2 separate regions of the Homo sapiens genome follow, and region 2 is linked to region 1. The links are chromatin contacts, found by Hi-C or POLR2A ChIA-PET in ENCODE. All regions are on one chromosome and are shown on one strand. The core of a region is the stretch at or near the end of the contact, and the rest is flanking DNA. Distances in the headings are between cores, read along the strand shown.

Region 1 (6,270 bases), core at 2,328-4,827:
GGCCAGGCTGATCTGGAACTCCTGACCTCAGGTGATCTGCCCATCTCAGCCTCCCAAAGTGTTGAGATTACAGGCATGAGCCACCACGCCCAGCTATATTATTTTTTAGGGCCAGACAAACAAAAGTAGGAAGGGAAACTTGATGAGACAGACAGGTCAGTGAAATATTACAAACCAACTATATTTTAATTTCTGGATTATTTATTTTTCTGGATTACTCACAACTTCCATAGCAGCACAAGTAAGAGGATAATTTCACAATTTTCATTTGGTTCTATTTCCTTTGTAACTTTCCATAATGTATCATGTAGCTCTTCACCCAGGAAATGTTTCATAAGTGGTACGGACAGGCATCCCTTGGACAAGTTCCCTTTTTGGAATTCTAGGTAGTCTAAGTTACCGTGAGTGACTTCATGTCTTATTCATTTGACAAACAATATTGGTGCCTACTATGTGGTAGGTGCCATGCTAGGTATTAGAAATATCAAAATAAAACAATATTGGTGCCTACTATGTGGTAGGTGCTATGCTAGAGATTAGAAATAGCAAAATAGAAAGGACACAATTCTTACCATCAAGGAGCTCATAGTTTAGTGGTAAGAAATCCATGTGAAACATTCAAAATGCAGTGTGGTAAGTGATATCATCAAAGTATGCTCAGGGTGCAATGAAAGCACAAAGGAAGTCTGGTTGGAGTGAGTTGTGGGGCCATACCAGACAGAACATGTGAATTGATTCTTGAAGAATTTATCAGGTTTCTAAGGTAGGGGCAATCTTGACAAAGAAACTAGTTTGTTCAAAGGCACGGTGGTGTGAGAAGTGTCAGCAAATTTAGTAGTGTGCAAGCATGACTTCCTTGTAAAATGGTGGAAGATAATGTTGGAGAGACAGACTAGAGGGCATGTTAAGGAGCTTATATCTTGTCTCCCGTAGTACCTGGGATCAAAGAGGTAAGGTGAATGAGTGACAAGGACAGTAATGAAGGATAGAAGAAAGAGGTGGTGATGGCTGTGGAACTTGATTGTTCATGCTTATTTCAAGGAGACAGTTCTAGCTGAGTGTAGCCACATGGGAATGTGAATCCAGAGTTATAGGGTCTTCTGGTTTTTTAACAGAAAAGCAGGAAATCTGGATTTTTTAAAAATGTGAAATCTCCAGAGTTCCAATAGCTGACAATTGCTTTTTTTTTTTTTTAATTCAAAGGTTTAGTTGATACTGCACCGAACACAACACATCTGTTTGCTGGATGTGGCCTGCAGGCTGTCATTGAGACCTGTGCTTTAGGGGACAGGATACGTATGGAAGCATAGAAGCTAACTGAAACAAAACTTTAAAACACTTAAAAAATAACCACATACATTCCTCTCTGGATTGCCCCATTCCAACATTTCTACTGCATATGATGACACATGTTCTTTCTCTGGGGAAGCAAAGAGAGGTCCCAGGTCAAATGCAACCCTCAGGGCTTCTGAGGGCAATGGTGTAATCCAGAGTCTCAGTCAAGCCTGGTAGAACATGGTAAGGTGAGACCAGTGTGGCCCCTGAGCATCACCATCACCACCAGGAGATGGCTGTCATTTGTTTCCTTTTCATTTTAGAGGAAGAAAGGGCAGCCTGTTTAAACTGTGTATGCAAGAAAGTCAACATGGCCAGTGACAACACAGACAAAACACAGTGTAAAGGCTGTTAAAGTTCAAACTCCTCATTTTACTGCCGGAGAAACTAAGGCCCTGAAAAAGCACAGTGACTTGCTCAGAGGGACCCAGCAACCTAGTGGCAGGATGAAGTCTCCTGACTCCTGGTCTAGCATTCTTTCCAATAATCCCGGGCTGTGATAATTAAAGTAAATCAGCCTGGCAGTTTTCCTAGCATCTAGAATTCCTGGACTGGACAAGCAGGACTTGAGAGCAGCTGTTAAACACCTTTTTTCCCCTTAGCTCTAGGATGATGATATTCTTTGTGAACTTTATATTTCATGGGTAGGGGTTAAAGAGACGACACAAAGATGTTTTTGAAGCACTGAGACCATTCACAAAGTGTACAGAGAAAAGTTGTCTGTGGCTAATATATTTAAGGCTTATGACCTCTGTGCTCTCTGGACTGACCTGCCAGCAGATGCTTTTGGTTTTGTGTTTTATTTCTCTTATTTTGTCTTCTTTTCTATTTCTATCTATGTTTTTCTTCTCTTCCACCAGCCTAGGTCTTAGGCCTACACATAAGTGCCCCCGGCATTGCTGAGCCTCCATGATGACACTCAAGATGCCTGCTGCAAGTCAATAAAATTGTTAATTATTCATTACTCAATAACACGGAATGAGAGTGCGTAGTGACTATGAAGCATACATGGTTCCCCTGCTATGGTCATTTCGCTTTCTATAATCTCAGACTAGTAACTCTTGTCAATTGTGACTCTTGATTTAATCCTTTCCATCCTTCATTTCAGGGTCTATTGTTCTGCCTTTTGCCACTTTTTTTTTTTTATCTGAACCCGTTTCTGATTGGTGCAGCTGTTGAAGATGCTGCAGTTGCAGCAGTGTACATCTGGAACATTTGGCTGACTTGTTGAACTTCCCCCAGGGAGTACTCCAGGAGAAGGATGGGAGGGGTGGAGAGGCCAGAACAGTTGCCTGTAAATAAAGATGCCAGTAGTGTCTGGCCATTCTGTGGACCACACTTGTACAAATCCACTTCATTCTGGCCCTCGGTTTCCCTGTCTACTCACTGAAGACATACGTTCTCCAATCAAAACTGCTGCAGTGGAAGAAATCTATTCTGGCTGTGGATGCTCTCATACAGCATTTTTTGCATTGTACAGGGATCGATAGATATTTGTTGAATTAATTAATATATCAAGAAATCCTAGGAGACTGTTTTACCCTTCAAGGGACAACATCATTTCAGTTCCGCTTGGCATGGGGCGGCTTCTCTGTTACTTAGATTGAGCCTTCAGAGTCACTCCAGGAGTGAGGCTGCTTGAGTCCCACCCATTCCCATAGTTCCCAGGCTCCTGGGTCTCCTTTTCTTCGGGCGAGCCATTGAATTGCAAACACAGCAGGCATGGTTTCATTCCAAACCCAGAGCTGTTTTAATTAGTTTAACGTCTGTTAAACGCTTTGAAGATTGGAAGCAACAGATAAGTACTGGATGATGTTATTAACAACTGCAGTTAATTGCAAACATTTCTATTAATGCTAGTTTCTGCCTCCTTTTCTTTGCTCTACTTTCTTTCCAAGGTTCCCAAATTCTTAGCCTCCCCCTCCTTTCCTCCCCGTACTGGCGCTATAGGGTTAAACTGGGGCGGAGCCCAGGGATGAACGACAGCGCCAGTCACCAACTGGTACGGGGCAAGCGGGAAGAGCTGGGTGGGGCGGCCAGGCAGAGGCGAACCCTCACGCCCCCAGGCCCCGCCCCGCGGCTGGAGGCCCGGCTGGAACGGCACGGGGCGGGGCGCCAAGGCTTGGCGGCCCCGTGGTTGGGCGTCCCGGCAGCCGCTTGAGGGATGGGGCGGGGTCGGCCGGGACCTCCTCCTTCATTCCCTCGGCGGGCCGAGCCTCCCCTCTCTCCCGCCCCTCCTCCTCCCTTTCCCACCCCTCGGAGTAGAGCTGCACATGCGGCTGCTCCCTGCTCCGTCCCGCCCAGCCACTGTCGCGCAGGAACGGGTCCCTGCAGCCCCCAGCCGATGGCAGGACAGTAGCCGCCTGTCAGAGGTCGTGAACGGCTGAGGCAGACGCAGCGGCTCCCGGGCCTCAAGAGAGTGGGTGTCTCCGGAGGCCATGGGCTACCCGGAGGTGGAGCGCAGGGAACTCCTGCCTGCAGCAGCGCCGCGGGAGCGAGGGAGCCAGGGCTGCGGGTGTGGCGGGGCCCCTGCCCGGGCGGGCGAAGGGAACAGCTGCCTGCTCTTCCTGGGTTTCTTTGGCCTCTCGCTGGCCCTCCACCTGCTGACGTTGTGCTGCTACCTAGAGTTGCGCTCGGAGTTGCGGCGGGAACGTGGAGCCGAGTCCCGCCTTGGCGGCTCGGGCACCCCTGGCACCTCTGGCACCCTAAGCAGCCTCGGTGGCCTCGACCCTGACAGCCCCATCACCAGTCACCTTGGGCAGCCGTCACCTAAGCAGCAGCCATTGGAACCGGGAGAAGCCGCACTCCACTCTGACTCCCAGGACGGGCACCAGGTGAGTCACCTAGTAGGGGCGGCGGCGGCCCCCTCCCCTCGCGGGTAGGGCGAGGGCCCTCCGCCACAGGGGCCTGGGAGCACTCAGCAACCTCGAGCCAATTTAGAGGGCAGGACCAGGGAGGGACCAGGCGAGCAAGGGAGAAGTTGCCCAGGGCAGGTTGTCTTCGGTCCCTGGCCCAGCTAATCCAGACTCCCTGGGGACCCCTTGACTTGGAAAGTCTCGCGCGCGCCCGCGGCCCCTGGCTGCGGGCTGCCTCGAGAAAAGTTGGCGACGCTCCCGTCGAGGAGGTGCCTGCGCTGCCCCCCGGCCGACTAACGGCTTGGCCCTTCTGCTCGTGATGAGGTTCTCTGCCCGCGGTGCTTGTTTTTTCGTGTCTAGAGCTGATGCCAGAACCAGCAGGCTCCCCTTTGGAGTTGGAGCTGTAAACAGCTGTAATAACTGTTCCACGCCCGCCCGTTGAAACAACTTTTAACCGCATTTTCAGCGCGGGTCCTTGTGCGCTGACCAGAACGTGGGCTTGTTCACACTTACCTGCAATTTGAGACTGATTGTCCTCGGCGTTCTAGTGAGGATCAGCGCCCCTGAGGAATTCTGGTAGAAATATGCCGTCTTGCTAGACAACTTCTGAACAGCAATTTTAAAAATCTATGGAAATAAAACTCACCCTTTGCATGCCGGTTCTGATTCTTAAGCGGGGTAGGTGTGCGGTGGGAAGGGTGGGTGGGAAGCGCTTTTACTACTGTTAGCTTGAGAACGGGAATCTGCCAATGGAATAATTACTCAGGACTCGTCCCCCAAGAGCAGTTTTGTTTGTTTTTGCAATCTTTATGGTGTTTGTGCCCTAATAAGCAAACTATTAGCTTTGGTGTTTGTTTTCTATTCTATTCTTTCTAGCTTTTTATTCAAGTAAATTTCGTTCACTTAACGTAAATACTGTCTTGGTTGCCATATGTGAAACTTAGGAGAAGCATCCAAGGATCCTTTCGAGGTGGCTAAAGAATAATAATAAAATTGTACCTCTTAGGGAAGAGAGCAAGTTGTACAAATAAGTTCCTTGAGGTGAGGGACCCAAGCCTTCTATATTTACTGCCACATCCAGAGTCATTGTCACAACTCTGTAAACATTATTTGTGCCACTTTGACCTCCCATCTAAAGTGGTACGCTTGATAGAGACATCATATTCATGATAATAGTGTAATGTTAGGACTGATACTTAAAAAAAAAAAAAAAGATGTGCATTGTAAAGTTGCCCTGAGCCTTAAAATGTCTTACTAGCACACTCCAATTTATATAACAGCTTATCAAAGAAGAGAATCAGCAGACATGCTTCTCATACTTGAAACTTTAAACATTGTAGCTAAACGATAATTAACTAGGATTCTGACTCCTTTATTTATCTACTGCCACTCCCCCCACACCCCAATGCCCAGCAGAAGTATTTAGCAGCTGAACATTGATATTCTGTGAAAAGATGAAAGAATTAAACTTCTTTAATCAAATGTTGGCCAATACTTTTTGGCATTCAGGATGGACAGAGCCATTTTTATAGACTGAGGATTAGCAGAACAGCTGTACTGTAAGGTTTCTGTGATGGCATGAAACTCTTACAGGTGTATAATGGCATTTAGTTACCTACCCTTTGTGTGGCACTAAAATAGTTCTGTCTAGATTTAAACACAGCTTCCTATCTTCTGTCTTTTATTCTTTCTGTTTTAATATTTTTGAGCAATAGAAGCAAGGATACTAGCTCTTTACATTTGTTGACATCAATTGGAATCAGTTTCCTAGAGTTATGAAGGGCTTATATGAGTCCATTTCGTTTGATTCCCTTGGGAAACATAGGCCCTAAAGGGAAAGTGACTTGCCCAAGGTCACATAACTAGAGTCAAAACTGGGATGATAGTTGCTCTAACTCCTAGTTGGGTGCCCATTCCCCCAACTACCTCCTGGGACCTTTTGCGAGGGAGCAAGATGGAGCTCCACATTAGAACTTTTGCAAAGTAGAGGGCTCAGCTCTGCATCATTTTGTTCTACTCTGCCTGTATTTTGACCACAGTAAGTTTAACCGTGTGTTCCTTATTCTTCCTGAACTTCACT
Region 2 (5,407 bases), core at 905-3,404, 670 kb after region 1:
AGATGGCCTGCCAAATGAAAAGTTTTAAGTGGGAAAGGGGGTGTCTCCATTATACCCCTTCTATGAATCCAGAGTCATCCTCTCAGCCCTTGGGACATTAGGGTTCTGCAATCTGTTAATTTAACAAAGGGAAGTAACGATCCATATTGCCTACTGGGCATAAATACCTTGGAGATGAAGATGCCTAGCTGGGAGGCCTTTCCTCCTCGGATGTTAAATCCCAACTGTAAGACAAGAGCACAGAATGGGGGCTCAATGGAGACCACAAACACAAGAACAACTAGTAGCATCATCGTACAATAGCTCAGCTTGTGTGTCCCTGAGAGGAAAGTCAGAAGTTGCAGAAGTGTTATCTCAGCTTTTCTGTCCACAAGAAGGAAAGTTTCCTCACATCTGCACCTGCTTTCCAATCCATCCCCCCAACACTGCCAATTTGTGGTATGGATGAATCTAGCCTGAAATAAGGTTTCATAAGTTCACCTGAGCTCCAGGAGGCTTCTTCAGTGTGATGGTTCGGGGCAGAAACTGGGTCAACTCATTGTTGTAGTCCGGGTGGTGTACCCTCTGCAAGACACAGCAACCCCAGAAATTTTACCAGTCTTACTTCACACCTACCTTCATCTGAAACACTAATGAATTACCCTGAAGTCAGGAAAAGGAAAGGTCATAGACTTAATTTAAGTAGAACAGATAACACAGACTAAATGAGTAGATGGATAGCACTGGGGCAGCCCAGTAGCTCCCCATTTCTTCACCTTTTTTTTTTTTTTTTGAGATGGAGTTTTGCTCTTGTTGCCCAGGCTGGAGTGCAATGGCTCAATCTCAGCTCACCGCAACCTCTGCCTCCCAGGTTCAAGCAATTCTCCCGCCTCAGCCTCCCTAGTAGCTGGGATTACAGGCATGTGCCACCACGCCCGGCTAATTTTGTATTTTTAGTAGAGACGCGGTTTCTCCATGTTGGTCAGGCTGGTCTCGAACTCCCAACCTCAGGTGATCCGCCTGTTTCGGCCTCCCAAAGTGCTGGGATTACAGGCATGAGCCACCGCGCTGAACCTCTTAACAGTATGGAAATGAAGGCTCCAAATTTCCAGAATTAACCGGTGTGAACAGACCCTAGCAGGAGGCTTCCATAAAGAAGTTCCCAATGGGTCCTGTTGCTCAGAATCCAGCTTCTGGGTCCTCTGGCTACAAGTGCTAAGATTCACTCTCCGTTTCGCCTTCTAACCCTGCTATCCTACCTTTCATGCATCATCTCATGCCCACGGGGAAAAAAATCTCCTACTCAGGAATACAGATGGTTCCCACCTCATGAGGAGGAATCCATGCTGGAGGATTCTCATAGGCAGGCAAGAAAACCACCGGGTAGTCATCATAAGGAATCCGGCTGTCCATCTCGGGCAAGGCCCTGGAAGAGTGAATCAGAACAGACAAAAAGTGGTTCAAAAGGGAGAGCAGCCCAGCAAGTTTCAGACAGCAGCTCCAACCCATTCCAAGGCAGTCAGTCTACAGGCCCAGCCCATATCTAGGTGTTAAGGTTGGAGGAGAGAAGGAAGACAGAAGAAAACTCTTAACTTAGCTAAACATCTTCTGGATGCCAAGCAACCTGTCAGGTACTCTAGAAAGAGGACCTCATTTTTCACAATCCTGCAAAACAGATGTTACCGTCTCAAACCTGGAGAAGAGGAAATCAGGGTCGAGTCTAAAAAGATCTACTTTCGAAGCCCAAGGGAGTGTTAACTATCCGCAGGGACTCGGGGCAAGGCACCGCCCCACATTTCCTAGATGTGATTAGTAATGGTAGGGTCCTTAGATCGACCCTTCCTTCACCTGACCAGCCACCTCCCACGTCCCCGCCCCACATTCTGCCTGAGACCCGCACTCTCAGCCGCATAAACGCCGCACCACCTCACCAGTGGGCAGTCCACAGCGACCTCAGACTCCGCTCACTGACAATTCAGTCTGGGAACCGGAAGCGGATGCTCCGCAGGGTCGAAAAGAGGCCGGGCCAGGGTGCAACGAGCTGACCCTCCCCTTCCCACCGCGCCGGCCTGCGCGCGCCGACGTGCGCGCTCCGCCCTCGGGCAGTCCGCACTGCAATTGGTTGGCGTCTCCGGGACGGATTTGAAACTTGGCGGTTAAAGCTCCGGCTGGGACAGGGCGGCGGGAGGCCCAGGGAGAACGGGGAAGGGACATTTAGTTTGGTGAGTTACGGGGGCACACCTTAGCTCAGAACCTGTTTTTACCCAGTACCCTAGGGCTTTGGTTCTTTGTCGCCGTCCCCGTTGGAGTTTTTTCTTTGCCTTTCAGAAGCCCGTGCACTCTCTTTAGAGTGCAGGGCTGACGGGCGGTCCAGCCCTGGCCAAGTCATGGAGCGTGAATCTCCCAAGTCAGTGTTCCCGCTGAGGAGGGTCGGAACCGGGGAGGACGCCCTCCCACCCCTGCTGACCTACTAACATTCATCAGCGAGCCTTCTTTTTCCCCCTCGCAGAGACGGTGCTGAGATAGGATCATGAAGGAAGAGGTGAAGGGAATTCCCGTAAGAGTGGCGCTGCGTTGTCGCCCTCTGGTCCCCAAAGAGATTAGCGAGGGCTGCCAGATGTGCCTTTCCTTCGTGCCCGGAGAGCCTCAGGTGCGTAGCAGAGTCCAGAGCCTGTGTCTGAACAGCTGGGGCCAAATGGTAACGAGGGGTGTGGTCTTGCCTTTCATTTTTAACCTTACGCCTTGTCCCGTGCCTTCTCTAGGTGGTGGTTGGTACAGATAAATCCTTCACCTACGATTTTGTATTTGATCCCTCTACTGAACAGGAAGAAGTCTTCAATACAGCAGTAGCGCCACTCATAAAAGGTGTATTTAAAGGTAAGGCGATTTGATTCCTCGAACGTAACATATATATTCCTTGAGCATATACTATGTGCCAAGCACTGTGCTTGGGCACTGCAAATACAGGAATCGATGAATCATGATTCCTGCCTTCAAGAAGCCCTTAGCCTAATAACATTTGTCAACGTCTCTGTACCCTTGAAGCTAGTTTTATTCTGTATTTGCTTTATGTGGTTCTGTTCATCTTTGACTTGTATATGTTTGTTTATCCTGGAACTTCATTAGATTATAAACTCTGTGGTGGTTGCTGATGGTGATAAGTGTGCCAACCTACTTGAGGCCCAGGCACTGCAAAGCTTGTTGAGGGATTCAGGTGATAAATAATATAGCTTCGAGGCCCTGAAGGAGTTCAAAGTCCAGGGGATAGGAATGGAGATAGATGACTACATAAATAATTTTGAATATATAAAAATTTTTAAATTTTTTGTACCTATCTTTTAGAAGAAAAATTTTTCAAGTTAAAAATATACAACAGAGTCAGTCCTATGGAAGTAGTAGCTCTGCTCTCATACAAAGTGGTATGAAAAACAAAAGGATGGCTCTAACTCTGCTTGGGGAATTTGGGGTGAATTTCACAGAGTGGGAAAACTTTGAGATGGGTCTTGAATAATGAGTATACTTCTTTTAGGTGGAGAAGGGGAGTGCCTAAAGCCTCTGAATACTATCACCAGTTAATAATCTTTACTGGGGAAGCTAAGTCTTTAATGCTGTTGAGGACCATAGCAGGGTTCTAAAGAAGGGAGCAGTGCCTGAGAGATGTCTAATTATTATTCTAATACAGTGGTTATTCAAGATTCAAAACAGAGGTTCGTTTAAAAGAAGTAGAATCATGGCATGCTAGTGCCTTAAAGTTGAAAGAGACATTTGTATATCATCTAGTTTGTTTTTCATCCAAAGAAAAATGCGTTCTAACAATATCTGTTAGGTGAACTGCCAGTGTCTAAAATTTTTTTGACAGGGAACTCACTGACTCACAGGTAGTCCAGTTGAGATTTGGGTTTTGGACAAGTCTAATTATGTTATAAAGATCTTTATAATGAGATGAAATTTGCTTCCTGGTAATTTCTACCCAGTGATGTTAGTTCATTCCTTTAGAAGCCTTCTTCTAGGCAACAGCTATTCACATATTTTTTCACGTTTTTTTGTTTAATGATATGGCTCAAGGAACACTGAAATTTTTGTTTCAAAATTTTAAGATATTAATGCAATAATTTCAAACGTATAGAATGTTGCAAGAACAGCATAAAAAACATTTTTTCCCTGAACCATTTGAGATGAATCATTGGCCTGATAACCCCCCATACTTTAGTGTATATTTCCTACAAAAAAGGACTTTCTTCTAAGTTACCACAATACAACCATCAAAACAATAAAATTTGCACTGCTACATTACTACCATCTATTCCTGAAACCCCATTCAAGTTTCACCAATTGTCCCAGTAAATATTTTATGGCAAAAAGATCTAGTTCAAAATCACGTTTTATTTAGTTTTGCTGTCTCTTTAGTCTCCATTCTAAAACAGTTCTTTAGTCTTTTTTTGACTTTTATGAGTTTGACACTTTGAAGATTACAGGCCAGTTATTTTGTAAACCTTTTCTCAATATTGTTTTGTCTGGCATTTACTTATGATTAGATTCAGGTTGTGTATCTTTTAGCAGGAATATCACAGAAGTGGTGCTGTTTTCTTCTCACTGAAGCCTATTGGGCAGCACATGATTTTGATTTATTCTATTACTACTGATGTTCATTTTGATCATTTGATTAAGGTGTTAATCTGCTGGGCTTCTCCACTATAATCTTTTTCCTTTTTACATACAGTATTTGGAAAACCGTTAAGTGTTTCTACCTAATTCTCTTCAATTATCCCCGCCTTTCCTTTAGCCATTCCTGAAACAATATGCTTTTCAGACCCTGCACTATCTGGTCAGATTCCTCAGGCTATACCTCCACAGCTTAGTAAGAGCACCACAGTTCTACTTTTACATTCTTAACTTGGGAAACTGATAGAATTAAATTATGTTCTTTAAAGGCAACATAAAGTAGAAAGTGATTCCAATATACATGTGTTTGCTTAACATTACCCTTGGTTGCAAAAACAAAGTCAATATTTTTTATAGTCAGCTCAACAGCACCCTCTTGTACTCTGAACTCCTGGTACCACAGAGCCCTAAGTATTTTGTAAAAACTACTAAAACCTCATTTCCCAAGTTATTGCTATCTGCACATATCTGTGGTATTGCAGAAAATTATGGAATGTTATTCTCTTGCCCCATAGTCATGCCAGCTGATACCAGCGGTCTATTACAGTGAAAATCTCAATTTAGCATCTTCTTATGATCCTTCATTTAGACCAACAAGTTTTTTCAAAACTTCAAAGTTTTCATTTAGATTAAAACGTTGTTTCAAAGTTTAAAGGGTTTTTTCCTTCAGACTGCAAAATTATCTTGGTAAATAGCAGATAACAGCTTTGACATAAATATGATGATCATTTAACAGAGAAAGCTTGCTTTGTGTTCCTTGACAACA

What was found. Hi-C counts contacts between places; a loop is a spot of excess contacts on that map. ChIA-PET counts read pairs that join two places held with the same protein, here RNA polymerase II (POLR2A). Pooled maps may share reads with other maps.
Region 2: a loop to region 1 is called in a map of naive thymus-derived CD4-positive, alpha-beta T cell, with 6 times the contacts of the local background. The contact joins the promoter of KIF4A here to the promoter of EDA in region 1. A Hi-C loop is called at or near these places in 1 of 168 maps with a recorded cell type or tissue (naive thymus-derived CD4-positive, alpha-beta T cell) and 11 of 50 pooled maps. POLR2A ChIA-PET finds 5 or more read pairs at or near these places in 1 of 52 experiments (activated CD4-positive, alpha-beta T cell).

Annotation. Positions count from the first base shown.
Region 1 is chrX:69,612,536-69,618,805 of GRCh38, forward strand. EDA (ectodysplasin A) reads left to right here and starts at 3,578. Exons shown (of 8, transcript NM_001399.5): 1 at 3,578-4,169. The coding sequence starts at 3,774. RefSeq lists a silencer at 3,406-3,525.
Region 2 is chrX:70,287,950-70,293,356 of GRCh38, forward strand. KIF4A (kinesin family member 4A) reads left to right here and starts at 2,155. Exons shown (of 31, transcript NM_012310.5): 1 at 2,155-2,201; 2 at 2,489-2,629; 3 at 2,742-2,856. The coding sequence starts at 2,510. It overlaps PDZD11 (PDZ domain containing 11), which reads right to left and starts at 1,978. Exons shown (of 7, transcript NM_016484.5): 1 at 1,911-1,978; 2 at 1,306-1,405; 3 at 481-564; 4 at 168-224. The coding sequence starts at 1,392. RefSeq lists a silencer at 1,956-2,135.